Linked DNA regions of Homo sapiens: region 2 is linked to region 1. Evidence: chromatin contacts called from ENCODE POLR2A ChIA-PET data. All regions are on one chromosome and are shown on one strand. The core of a region is the stretch at or near the end of the contact, and the rest is flanking DNA. Distances in the headings are between cores, read along the strand shown. Region 1 holds the start of PARP2 (poly(ADP-ribose) polymerase 2). Region 2 holds the start of HECTD1 (HECT domain E3 ubiquitin protein ligase 1).

Region 1 (6,560 bases), core at 2,781-5,280:
GTGAGGTGGGTGGATCACCTGAGGTCAGGGGTTCAAGACCAGCCTGGCCAACATGGTGAAACCCCATCTCTACTAAAAATACCAAAAAATTAGCCAGACACTGCACCTGTAGTCCCAGCTACTTGGGAGGCTGAGGCTGGAGAATTGCTTGAACCCAGGAGGCAGAGATTGCAGTGAGCCGAGATTGCACCACTGCATTCCAGCCTGGGTGACAGAGCAAGACTCTGTCTCAAAAAAAAAAAAAAAAAAAAAAAAAAAAAAAAAAATATATATATATATATATATATATATATATATATATATATATACACACACACATATGAAGGACTTTAGGCAAGGCGTGGTGGCTTACACCTGGTAATCCCAGCATTTTGGGAGGCTGAGGTGGGTGGATCACTTGAAGTCACGAGTTCGAGACCAGACCCTGGCTAACGTGGCGAAACCTTGTCTCTACTAAAAATACAAAAAATTAGCTGGGAGTGGTGGTGCACGCCTGTAACCCCAGCTACTTGGGAGGCTGAGGCAGGAGAATTGCTTGAACCTGGGAGGCAGAGGTTACAGTAAGCCGAGATTGTGCCACTGTATTCCAGCCTGAGAGATGAAGTGAGACTCCATTTCAAAAAGAAAAAACAAAATTTAAAAAAAAAAAAAAAAGGGACTTTAAAGATCTGAACACTGTGATGCTATCATCAATAATTATCAAGAAGATGGTCTCATAAATATAATGGTGCCACCTCTTCTTGCCTCTTACCTGATTTAGCATGACATCATAGACATCATTTCCTTCACAATACACATGAGCCTAGAAAGGGAGAGAGAGAAAAAATCAACATTAGTATAGGTTCAGCCCTGACATCCTAAATGAGGCTCTAAATTTTCTTATGGCTCAAGTCATCATTCTACAGCAACATCAACATTCATCTCCCAAGGAAAGAATTGCAAACCTATGTTCTACCAGTAACCTGGGTGTAACCTTACTATAAATGAAAACATGCTTCCTTTTTTTTAACTATACAAAAGATTCTGAGTTAGGCTGCGCATGGTGGCTCATGCCTGCAATCCCAGCATTTCGGGAGGCTAAGGTGGGCAGATCACTTGAGGTCAGGCATTCGAGACCAGCTTGGCCAACATGGTGAAGCCCCGTCTCTACTAAAAATATAAAAATTAGCCCAGGCTGGGCGTGGTGGTGGGCACCTGTAATCACAGCTACTTGGGAGGCTGAGGCAAGAGAATTACTTGAACCTAGGAAGTGGAGGATGCAGTGAGCTGAGATCACACCACTGCACTCCAGCCTGGGTGACCGAGTGAGACTCTATCTCAAAAAAAAAAAAAAAAAAAAAAAAGATTCTAACTGAGTTAAAGAAAACTTATTCCAGAGGTAGCCTTCTTTTTTCCCCATTCATCAGTAACTCATGCCATTCCAGGGTACAGTTTCTCATTAGAACAAGAAAACAGTTTTCCCTTAACAATGATACCATTTTCTGGTTTAAAAAGAGAATGAGGTGTAGAAGGCTGATGGCAACCACAAAAGGTACGCATGTGATATAGTTTGTATATTTGTCTCCTTCCAAATCTCATGCTGAATTGTAATCCTCAGTACTGGAGGTGGGGCCTGGTGGGAAGTGATTCAATCATGGAAGTGGATTTCTCATGAATGGTTTAGCACCACTGTCTTGCTGCTGTCCTCTTGATAGTGAGTGAATTCACACAAGATTTGGTAGTTTAAAAGCGTGTGACACCTCCCCATTCTCTCTTTCTCTCTCTGTGACACCTTCTCCAATCTCTCTCTCTCCCTTTCTCTCTGTCTCTCTCTCTCTCCCCTGCTTTTGCCATGTGACGTGCCTATTCCCGCTTCACCTTCTGCCATGAGTAAAAGTTTCCTAAGGTCTCCTGAGGAGCAGATACTGCTATGCTTCCTGTACAGCCTCTAGGAACCTCTTTTCTTATAAAATACCTAGTCTCAGGTATTTCTTTACAGCAATGCAAGAATGGTCTAACACACCATGTTAAAAAACACCCTGATTATTAACCCCAAGCCCTACCACTCCTATCTCTTGCCATTAGAGAAAACTACTCACTCATCATATTTTGGAGAGGATTCCTAAAATGAGTACTAACAGCATCCCAGACAGGAGTCCTTATAACAAAGGATGCTCTCTGAGATATCCATGGACTGAAGATCGGTTCCAGAGTCTCTTACCTTCCCCACCTTGGCTGTACACTCTGGGTCCACAGGAGCTTTGCCCTTTAACAGCAAGGCCTTCACAGATTCTGAGGAAAGACAGATAGGTACTACTTTATGGGAATCAAAAACAGCTGTTGTGGTAAAACAGAAACTTGTCAGGATTAACTTTGCCCGCCCAACCAATCCTGGTCTTTCCTTAGACCCCAATCCATCTCAAATACATGAAAATGAAGATTCAAGGCAGTAGATTAGTGCTGTGGTATGCCCAAAGGATAGAGAAATTAATTATTCCCTGAAAGAAGGACGAAATAGGAGTTGAAATAACAAGATATCATCCCCAGATCCACTCCTACCAGAGACCCTTTTGCTGGCCCATGACCTTCCTGGCATACCATCTTGCTTGTCTTCTGTCCTGTCCTTATTAGCTTTTCCTCCAGCCACAGGCATCTTTTTCGACTCCTGTCTCTGGCATCTACGAGTTTTCTTGGCAGGGGAAGAGTCTTCTGGAGCCGTGTTGCCATTATTAACTCTTTTGCTTTCATTTAATGCTACAGAATTTGGAAATTAGCAAAGAATGAGTACACACCCGAATACGTGTAGATTTTAAAGATTGAAAAAAATCTTTTAAAGAAATGGTTTAAGATAATTTTCTCTCTTTTTTTGTTTTGAGGTGGAGTCTCACTCTCTCGCCCAGGCTGGACTGCAGTGGTGCGATCTTGGCTCACTGCAACCTCCGCCTCCTGGGTTCAAGTGATTCTCGTGCCTCAGCCTCCTGAGTAGCTGGGATTACAGGCGTGCACCACCATGCCCAGTTAATTTTTGTATTTTTAGTAGAGACAGGGTTTCACCATGTTGGCCAGGCTGGTCTCGAACTCGTGACCTCAAGTGATCTGCCCTCCTCGGCCTCCCAAGGGATTACAGGCGTGAGCCACCTCACCCCGCCGGTTTAAGATAATTTTCTAAGTTTACAGAGGCAATAACAACTGTCCCACACTACTTTTGTGTAACAGTCTGTGTAATTCTTCCTAAATTGCTATTCTAGCCAAATGAAATAAAACAAAATAAAAGGGAGTCCCAGGAGTCTTGTAAGCTCATAGATTGAGGCCTGCTTATCTGTTTTACTTGTGTCCCAATGTCCCCCAAATACCCACCTCATACATGAGGCCGTATGGGATAAAGGTTAGTTAAGTGCTCAAGGGTCTGTGCCTAATTTAGAGCCTAGCTCTGCTGCTTTTCTCTGTGGAAACTTGGAGAAGTATTTGATCTCTTCCTACTTCACTTACTCCAATATTAGAATATTGTACAATACTGTACTTCTAGAGAAGTACAATAGAACCTAATTTATAGGGTGCACCTATGCATTTAAGAACATTATACACATAATACCGTATCTCAATAGGTCTAAGACTCGCATTTTACTCTCTGGAACTGGGATGCATCTTACAATGGATGACATAAGCAGTGAATCACAGTTCACCATTTTCAGTGCTTATCCTTTGTTGTGTATAAAATAATGGTGTGCCTTACAATTACTTTTTGTAAATTGGATGACATTAGGTATTAACAACAGTACTGGCACATTAGTTGTTACAGCTCCGCAAGGCTTTATGCACAATTATGTAATCCCCAAAGCTCTGAAAACCGAAATTTACAAAATTTAGCACCCCAACTGGTTTGGTAGCCAAGTGCAGGTTATAGGGAGCTGGAAGGGGAAGGGGGTCACAGTAGGTGGCATCGTTCCTTTCTGACTGCCCGCCCCCCGCATGCCGTCCCGCGATATTGAGCTCCGAACCTCTCGCCCTGCCGCCGCCGGTGCTCCGTCGCCGCCGCGCCGCCATGGAATTCGAACGCTGACGTCATCAACCCGCTCCAAGGAATCGCGGGCCCAGTGTCACTAGGCGGGAACACCCAGCGCGCGTGCGCCCTGGCAGGAAGATGGCTGTGAGGGACAGGGGAGTGGCGCCCTGCAATATTTGCATGTCGCTATGTGTTCTGGGAAATCACCATAAACGTGAAATGTCTTTGGATTTGGGAATCTTATAAGTTCTGTATGAGACCACTTTTTCCCATAGGGCGGAGGGAAGCTCATCAGTGGGGCCACGAGCTGAGTGCGTCCTGTCACTCCACTCCCATGTCCCTTGGGAAGGTCTGAGACTAGGGCCAGAGGCGGCCCTAACAGGGCTCTCCCTGAGCTTCGGGGAGGTGAGTTCCCAGAGAACGGGGCTCCGCGCGAGGTCAGACTGGGCAGGAGATGCCGTGGACCCCGCCCTTCGGGGAGGGGCCCGGCGGATGCCTCCTTTGCCGGAGCTTGGAACAGACTCACGGCCAGCGAAGTGAGTTCAATGGCTGAGGTGAGGTACCCCGCAGGGGACCTCATAACCCAATTCAGACTACTCTCCTCCGCCCATTTTTGGAAAAAAAAAAAAAAAAAAAAAACAAAACGAAACCGGGCCGGGCGCGGTGGTTCACGCCTATAATCCCAGCACTTTGGGAGGCCGAGGCGGGCGGATCACAAGGTCAGGAGGTCGAGACCATCCAGGCTAACACGGTGAAACCCCCCCCCATCTCTACTAAAAAAAAAAAATACAAAAAATTAGCCATTAGCCGGGCGTGGTGGCGGGCGCCTATAATCCCAGCTACTTGGGAGGCTGAAGCAGAATGGCGTGAACCCGGGAGGCGGAGCTTGCAGTGAGCCGAGATCGCGCCACTGCATTCCAGCCTGGGCGACAGAGCGAGTCTCAAAAAAAAAAAAACCGAGTGGAATGTGAAAAGCTCCGTGAAACTGCAGAAACCCTTTGGGAACAGAGGGAACCATGGGGCAGGAAGCCCACGAAAATTCTAATTGGTCTTCTGGTTCTTGGTGACATCAGGTGAGGGGCGCCCAAATGTTTGGCTTCATGAGAATCACCGAGTATGGGGACTGCATACTTAAGCAAATTCCCCACCCCAGACCCTCCGATTCAATAAGCCTGTATTAACAAAATCACTGGGTAATCCTGGTTTTGGCACTAATATCATTTAGAAACATATTGTTAGGATAGCATAGTATCTGTTATAGAGCAACCTGAGCAAAATAGCGAAACCTCGTCTCTATTACAAAAAAAAAAAAAAAAAAAGTGAAAAATTAGCCAGGCGTGGTCGCGGGCGCCTGTAATCCCAGCTACTTGGGAGGCTGAGGCACGAGAGTCGCTTGAACCCGGGAGGCGGAGGTTGCAGTGAGCCGAGATCCCGCCACTGAACTCCAGCCTGGGTGACAGAGTGAGACTCCGTCTGAAAAAAACAAAGAAAAAAAAATTGATACATTTTAATTTTTGTTCATCAAAAGATGTAAAGTTTAGAAAGAAAAAACCCAAAATCTCATTATTTGCATGTAATTTGATTATGAATATTTTAAAAGCTAGAAGAAACTACAGGATAAAAATTTTACCTTAATACAAAGCCTAGCAAGACTGATAGAAAATAGCGTGTGAAAATAAATTCCATGCTTATAAAAGAGCTTCAAACAACTATAAATAAAATTTTTGGATAAGGTAGCATTTACAATAACACCAAAGCATATCAAGTAGTTGGAAATAAATCTAACAAAATGTAAGTGCTCAATAAATGTTGTTGGATAGGATTGCTTAACCTGTTTCAGCGGTACAAAGCCTGTTACATCTGACTTAATTATGACACAAATAAATTAGACTAGGTCTAAAAGGAAATACTTTGGAGATAGGAAAAATATAAGCCTTTATGAAATGAAAATTTATTAAAAATAGCTAATACTTAGTAGAACTTTCTTGTGTACTAGAGGCTGAGCTAATGCTTTACATGCATAACCTCATTTAATCTTCATAAGAATAATAGCCAGAATTTATTTAGTTCTTACTATGCTATGAGCTTTACATACATTATTTAATTCTCACAACAACCTCATGAGGCATATGTTATTATCTCCATTTATAGTTGAGGAAACTGAGCTTTAGAAAAATTTAATTTATTCAAGATCACACAGTGTATTGCTAGGGCTGCTATAACTACATACATTGTCGTAATTCTGGCGGCTAGAGGCCCAAGGTAAAGGTCTTGACATGGCTGATTTCTTCTAAGGCCTGCCTCCCTCTCTCCTTGGCTTGTAGATGGATGCTGTCTTTCCTCTCTGTGCATCTATGTCCTAATCTCCTTTATTTTATTTATTTATTTATTTTTTGAGACAGAGTCTTGCTCTGTTGCCCAGGCTGGAGTGCAGTGGCAAGATCTCGGCTCACTGCAACCTCCACCTCCCAGGTTCTTGAGCGATTCTCCTGCCTCAGTCCCCTGAGTAGCTGGGACTATAGGCGTGGGCTACCACACCTGGCTAATTTTTGTATTTTTATTAGAGACAGGGTTTCAC
Region 2 (6,560 bases), core at 1,817-4,316, about 11 Mb before region 1:
CTCTTGTTCTGGGATCTCATGCTTGAATTCTTTTTTTCTGTTTGAGTTTAAAATAATAACATGGGCCGGGCATGTGGCTCATTCCTATAATCCCAGCACTTCTGGCGGCCAAGGCTGGAGCATTGCTTGAGCCCAGGAGTTGGAGACCAGCCTGGGCAACATAGTTAGATCCTGTCTCTACAAAAAAATAAAAATAGCTGGGTGTAGTGGCATGGGCCTGTAGTCCCAGCTACTCCGGAGGCTGAGGCAGGAGAATCGCCTTGAGCCCACGAGTTGGAAGCTGCAGTCATTTAGGATCACACTGCTGCACTCCAGCCTGAGCCACAGAGCAAGACCCTGCCTCTAAATAAAAATCAAAATAAATATGATAATAACATCTTTAAAAAGTGCAATAAGTGTCACAGCATTCTTTTGATAAGGTTTCTTTAAAGCACACTAGACATTAATCTTGCGGGCAGGAAGTGGGTGGGTGGTACATGTAGAGATAGTGCAGGATAAAAAAATATATATCTTAAAAACTTGGTAAAGGTGGCCAGGCGCAGTGGCTCATGCCTGTAATCCCAGCACTTTGGGAGGCCAAGGCGGACGGATCACAAGGTCAGGAGATCGAGACCATCCTGGCTAACATGGTGAAACCCCATCTCCACTAAAAAATACAAAAAATTAGCCAGGCGTGGTGGTGGGTGCCAGTACCTGTAGTCCCAGCTACTCGGGAGGCTGAGGCAGCAGAATGGCATGAACCCGGGATGCAGAGCTTGCAGTGAGCCGAGATTATGCCACTGCACTCCAGCCTGGGCAACAGAACGAGACTCCGTCTCAAAAAAAAAAAAAAAAAAACAACAAAAAACTTGGTAAAGGTATAATCCCTTTTTCTAACTTTTCTATTTTTTGTTAATAGCATCACCATTTTCCTAGCTTCCAAGTCCTCTTTCTACGTTAAGGGTTTTTGTTTTTTGTTTTGGCAGGGTCTTGCTCTATTGCCCAGGCTGTAGTGCAGTGGCATGATCATGGCTCACTGCAGCTTCGACCTCGAGGGCTCAGGTGATCCTCCTGCCTTTGACTCCTGAGTAGCTGGGACTACAGGTGTGCACCACCACACCCAGCTAATTTTAAAAATTATTTGTAGAGACAGGGTCTCCCTATGTTGCCTAGGCTGGTCTCCTACTCCTGGGCTCAAGTGATCCCCCTGCCTCTGCCTCCCAAAGTGCTGGGATTACGGGTGTGAGCCATGGAGCCTGGACGGAAATTTTTAAGTTAATCATTTAAATTCTGATATATCTTCTTTCAAAAATTATTTTTAGATTTCTTCCCCATTCATATTGCCAATAACTAGACTTTTCTTTCCTCCATTATTGCAGCATTTCGACAACCTCCAGCTAGTCTCGTCTAGATAGATCCTTTTAGTCGTTCTAGACACTTTCCATAATTAGTCTTCTTAAGACTAGTTTTTCCAGTGTTGTAGTCCAGAACTTGCTACTTAGCTCAGCCTAATTTCTGCATTCCTCATTCAAGGCCTTCCCCACTTTAGCTCCAAATTTCTCTCTCTGTTGCTTACTGTTGGTTCTTTGCTGGGGGCACAGGTGACCTTTCCTATGTCTAGGAACATATCAGGCTTTATGTTCTTCCCTTTCCTTTCAGTGTCTACATTGTACCCATTCTTCAAGGTCCAGAGGGAATGCCACTTCCTTCTTGAAGTTTCCTGGCAGCTCCAATTCACACTCATGACATCTAAATAATTATCCTCATGTGTTGTACTTGGGACAAAATAGTTGAATCCTCTTTTTCCTCTTGTTTCGTTAACAGGATACCTAAACGGACCATTACCTGCGACAACGGGACATGCGCGGATAGCTATCTGAAGTACAAATTTGTCATTTCCAAAATACTGGTTCTTTTTCTAAAGAAGTAGTAAAAAAGAAAGAAAAAAAAGAACCAGTATTTTGGAAATGACAAATTTGCTTAGTCGCCCAGGCTGGAGTGAGGTGGCATTATCAAAGCTCACTGCAGCCTCAATTTCTTGGGCTCGAGGGATCATCCCATCTCAACCGCTCCAGTAGCTGGGACCATAGGTGTGCGTCACCGCATCTGGGTAATTATTTTTTAAATTTTAATTTTTTTGCAGAGACCAGGTCTATGTTGCTCAGGCTGGTCTCGAACTCCGGGCCTCAAGAGAGTAAAATCATAAAGTGCTGGGATTACAGGAAACGCAGCGGACCCAAATTCTGTTCTTTACTCATACCTAGCAGCTCCTCTGGTTGCCTGAGGGACCATGTCTCAAACACTATCATGTCGTATTAATTTTTCTTTTTGTTTAAAAGCTGAAAGTGAGAGTACAGTAGGACGTCTCCGGGCTCCAACTACGTCCTATAAGCATGCATCCTTTATTCTGAATGCGTGTGAAATAAAGTTTGAAAAGAATAACCACAGACATACTTGTGACCACAAGCCACAAGAAACGTAGTCAAAAGTGCACTCTCAGTGCTGCTGCCGACCGGGCACGGCGCTGGGCCTGCATTTGCGCTTTCCTGGAGCCTCAGTGTCTCATCTGTACAACGTTGATAATCGTCGGCAGCACCTCTTTCCCAGGGTTGCTCTGAAGGGTTTTCTTTGGGGTGAACCGCCAGGCGGTCGGCCTCCCAGGAGCGGGGGGAGACGCCTTCCTTACGCGACGCACTTCCGTGCGCGAGGAGGGAAGATCGTGGCTGAGTGCGGGTGGCCTGGGCGGAAGGCTCAGCGGGGACAGGTTGGGCCGCAGCTTTGCTGTGCTGTGCCGTGCGACGCCCTCCGCAGGAGCGCGCAAAGTGTTAGCCACGGCGCCAAGCAAGCTGGACGTGCGTGCATGAGCGCGCTCGGACTGACAGGGAAGCGAAAAGGGGGCCAGGGCGCACCATAGAAAAGCCGCGGCAGAAACGTACGACACAGCCCGAGGCGGCGGGGGCGAGAGCTCCGGGGCAGGGACGGCGACGCGGCGTACCCGGTTTGGCGCCCCTGCGCGGCGGTCGGCCGTCCCGCAGCGCCCCAGGTGGCCGCCGGCGGGGTCGCCGCCGGGGGAGTGGATTTGCTCCGCCTCCGCCGGGCTCGGCTGCCCTCGGCAGCTTCCCCGCCTGGCTCTCCCTCGACCCTCCTCCCCTCCCCCTCCCGGTTCGCGATGGACTGGGCCTCCCCGCCGCGCCGCCGCCGCCGTCGCCCGCAGCACCGCGCGGGCCTCTGAGTTGCAGGGCCTGAGGAGCCGCGTGCTGGGGACTGGACGTCCGCTGGCTGCTGCCGCACGCGAGAACCTCTCGCTTCCCTGTCACCAGGTCCTCGCGGAGGAAGGGGAGGGACGAGGCGCGGCTTTTCCTGTGCCGCCTGCCCGGTTCGACCTGCGCGGCCTGCGGCTTCTTGGGAACTCTAGGGCCGCGGCCGGGCCTGGCTCTGCCGGCGGCCTGTTGGGAGCTGGATCGGAGCGGTTTGGAACGACAAGCCCGAGTAAGAGCCTGCGGGAAGGGGAGGCGGGAGCGCCTCGGACCGTCGGAAGGGCCCTGCGTGGGGGCGCGGATCCCGGACGCCCGGCGAGTGGCGGAAAGCGAGACCCCGGCGCCGAGTGAGGTCGGCCAGGCTGCTGCCGACTTCCCCGCTGGCCCCTTTGTTCCCCTCCCGGGGCCCTGCCGGCGGCGGGGCCCGGTTGCCCGCGCCAGAGCCTCAGGCCGGCTCCTTTTGCCCTTGAGAAGGGTTCGCTGCCAGGCCTTCGAGTTCCGGGCGCAGCTCCCGGGAGAGCCGGCGCCCTGCCTGGCCCGGCGGCCTCCTCTCGGGCACGAAGGCTTGCTGCTGCTTCTCCAGAACTTCCCTTCCTCGTAGACACAGGTAGTTAACTTAGCGGGGTTTGGTGCTGGGGAACCACAGCGCGGGGGCCAGCGCCTCTCAGCGCCCGGCTCGGCCGGGCCCCGGGTGTGGGGTCAACCCCGCTGGTCGCCGCCGTTGGGTGCCCACCGCGCCCCGCCGCCGGCTTCCCACACTTGCGGCTGCGTTACGTGGGACCCAAAGCTGTCCTCCAGTCAGGGCGCTTACGGGGCGCTTTTGTAATGACTTACCTGTTGGGGTTGCTTCTCGGTTTTGTTTTTGTTTTTTTAACCAACTGCCCTATCTTGTGAAGCTGGGGAAAGAGGGCCCTAGGTTGGCCTACATTCGTTCGGATCCGTAACCTGCTGGTCCATTGCATTTACTTTTAGCCTTTCCTTTTTTAATTTTTTTATTTTTTTAACTTTTAAGAATAGTTGCCAAGACTGCCAAAATTCCTAACCAACTCTTTATTCATAGATAAATCTTGTATATAATTGTCGTTTGTATTTGGATATCTTTAAAATAGAAGTAAATTGAGAAGTCAGCAGAATATGTGAAATTGGAGGTAATTTTGAAGGAGAAACAATTTGGAGGGGGATTGGATCAAGGTGTTTAGAGTTTCCTCAAAATACTGAATCTAACCCTTATCTGAAGATCAGTTTTGGGTAGAGAAGGAGGGGGATGAAGTTTGCTGGAAAAAACAGAACCTTTAGTTAGGTGTTCTTTGCCTTTTGGCATAGACTTTAGTGATAGCAGTAGTGGGACCTGAAGCTTGACTGACTGTCTTTGACACAGACAGCTCTGGTTTCTAGTTAAGCAGCAACCTAATCAGCTTATATACTCTTGTGCAAAACTGGTTTTCATTTGGTATGATATCTGTACGTTAAACCTGGCGGATAAGGAAAGTTGAAAAACTGCATTAAGCACTCTTACGTCCAAACGTACTTAGGAGTCTTTTTTAATTGCTAGGAGGACACTATGAAAATTTGGTTCTAGCAGATGTAAAGGAAGAAAAATTTAAGCCCAAGCTGTTCAGTCCCGGAATTTAAAGGACTTTTCTCCCTTTACTTTTCAAATTTAAGCAAAGAGACTTTTAAAAAACCATGGCAGATGTGGACCCAGATACATTGCTGGAATGGCTACAGATGGGACAGGGAGATGAAAGGGACATGCAACTAATAGCCCTTGAACAGCTATGCATGCTGCTTTTGATGTCTGACAACGTGGATCGTTGTTTTGAAACGTAAGTACATTCCTTCATCATGTTCCTTTGGGTTACTGTAGTGACATCTGTTTTCAACCATTTGCTGACTTCAGTTTGTGTAGAAATTTCTCTAGTGAATTTTAACACGTATCTTTAAAAATATTCCTGAAGAGTTTTGTGTTTACACTTTTCCAAGAAATAAAAATTGGTAGGTGAAGAAACTCTAGGACTGATGATTACGATGACACAAATACATATTTGTTGAATGAATGGGAATTAGTAGGAATATTAATTTTAACCCATAGCTTGGTTGGTTCATTTTCAAAATATGTCATGAACTGGGGAAAATACAAATATTTATTTTCTTAAAGGTATCTATTTCTGTACCATGAAATTGATTTATGGAATAAGAGATGATAATAAACATATGTTTTGAACTGCCCATTTCTTCATTGATGTTGTCATATGACAGTACTTTTGTTAAAGCCGATTATTGGTTTGTAAATTTCAGTTTGGGAAGGTATAAATTGGATCTTAACCGTGTAGCAGAAGAGTAGAAAATTTGGAGTAGTAGAAACATTTTGAAGTTTGGGGAGTTTAAACAGTTTTATTGGGAGGTTATAACTTAGTATATATGCAAAAATATAAAAGAGAATTCTTACTAGATAGACCTTACAGCCATTTTTTTCCCTCTTATATAAGTCATAACTTGTCCAGTCAGAATAACCATTCTTCTGAGTGTTGAACATGTGTTTCGTTTTTACTGTTTATTTTACATTTGTATTTACAGTTTTGAACTCCAGTAATAAGTAATTGAAAACTCTGATGTTTCTTTATTCATTTTAATGCTATTTTAAGGTAATTAGTAGAAAATGTTTGAGATGTTGACCTAAAAAATTTGGTATAATTATCCTAATGTGTTTTAGGTGGGAATAAAGTTTATATTACTCAGTTGGCAAAATTTTTAAAGTACCTTCATTTTTGATTATTGAATAACTTTCAGTTGTAACTCTTGTTAAAACAGTACTAAGATAAAAATCCTTACTAATAAAATTTCCAAATTACAATTAGTTAGTGGTCCATTTATTTCCATTAGTTTTTGTCATTGGCAGAATTTTGAGTATGTAAGAATAACTTAGCCCTTAGTTGACACTTGTTTTAGCAGGATTTATAGTAAAGTAGATTTTTTAAAATTTATTTTTATTTTTTATTTTTTTCCTCATCCTGACTCTCAAGTTAAAAATTGCGTTCATAGATTTCATTAGAGGTAACCTGAAAGTTACTTTTGGTATTTTAAAAATCATACTTGTCAGTCAAGTCAATTGTCATTTCGTAGCTTCTGTTTAGTACTAATATGTAGTAGAAGTATTTGTTATGACATTTAAAAAAGTGTTGCCCGATCATTAAAAAGTCAGGAAACAACAGGTGCTGGAGAGGATGTGGAGAAATAGGAACACTTTTACACTGTTGGTGGGACTGACTGTAAACTAGTTCAACCATTGTGGAAAACAGTGTGGCGATTCCTCAAGGATCTAGA

What was found. ChIA-PET counts read pairs that join two places held with the same protein, here RNA polymerase II (POLR2A).
Region 2: POLR2A ChIA-PET joins it to region 1 with 11 read pairs in activated B cell. The contact joins the promoter of HECTD1 here to the promoter of PARP2 in region 1. POLR2A ChIA-PET finds 5 or more read pairs at or near these places in 2 of 52 experiments (GM10248 and activated B cell).

The regions. Positions count from the first base shown.
Region 1 is chr14:20,341,105-20,347,664 of GRCh38, reverse strand. It overlaps PARP2 (poly(ADP-ribose) polymerase 2), which reads right to left and starts at 4,030. Exons shown (of 16, transcript NM_001042618.2): 1 at 3,978-4,030; 2 at 2,578-2,733; 3 at 2,201-2,271; 4 at 752-802. The coding sequence starts at 4,023. It also overlaps RPPH1. RefSeq lists enhancers at 3,948-4,117, 5,048-5,147.
Region 2 is chr14:31,204,299-31,210,858 of GRCh38, reverse strand. HECTD1 (HECT domain E3 ubiquitin protein ligase 1) reads left to right here and starts at 3,066. Exons shown (of 43, transcript NM_015382.4): 1 at 3,066-3,843; 2 at 4,902-5,062. The coding sequence starts at 4,923. RefSeq lists enhancers at 2,125-2,636, 2,490-2,659, 2,637-3,148, 3,661-4,174 and silencers at 2,840-3,179, 3,480-3,689, 3,810-4,019.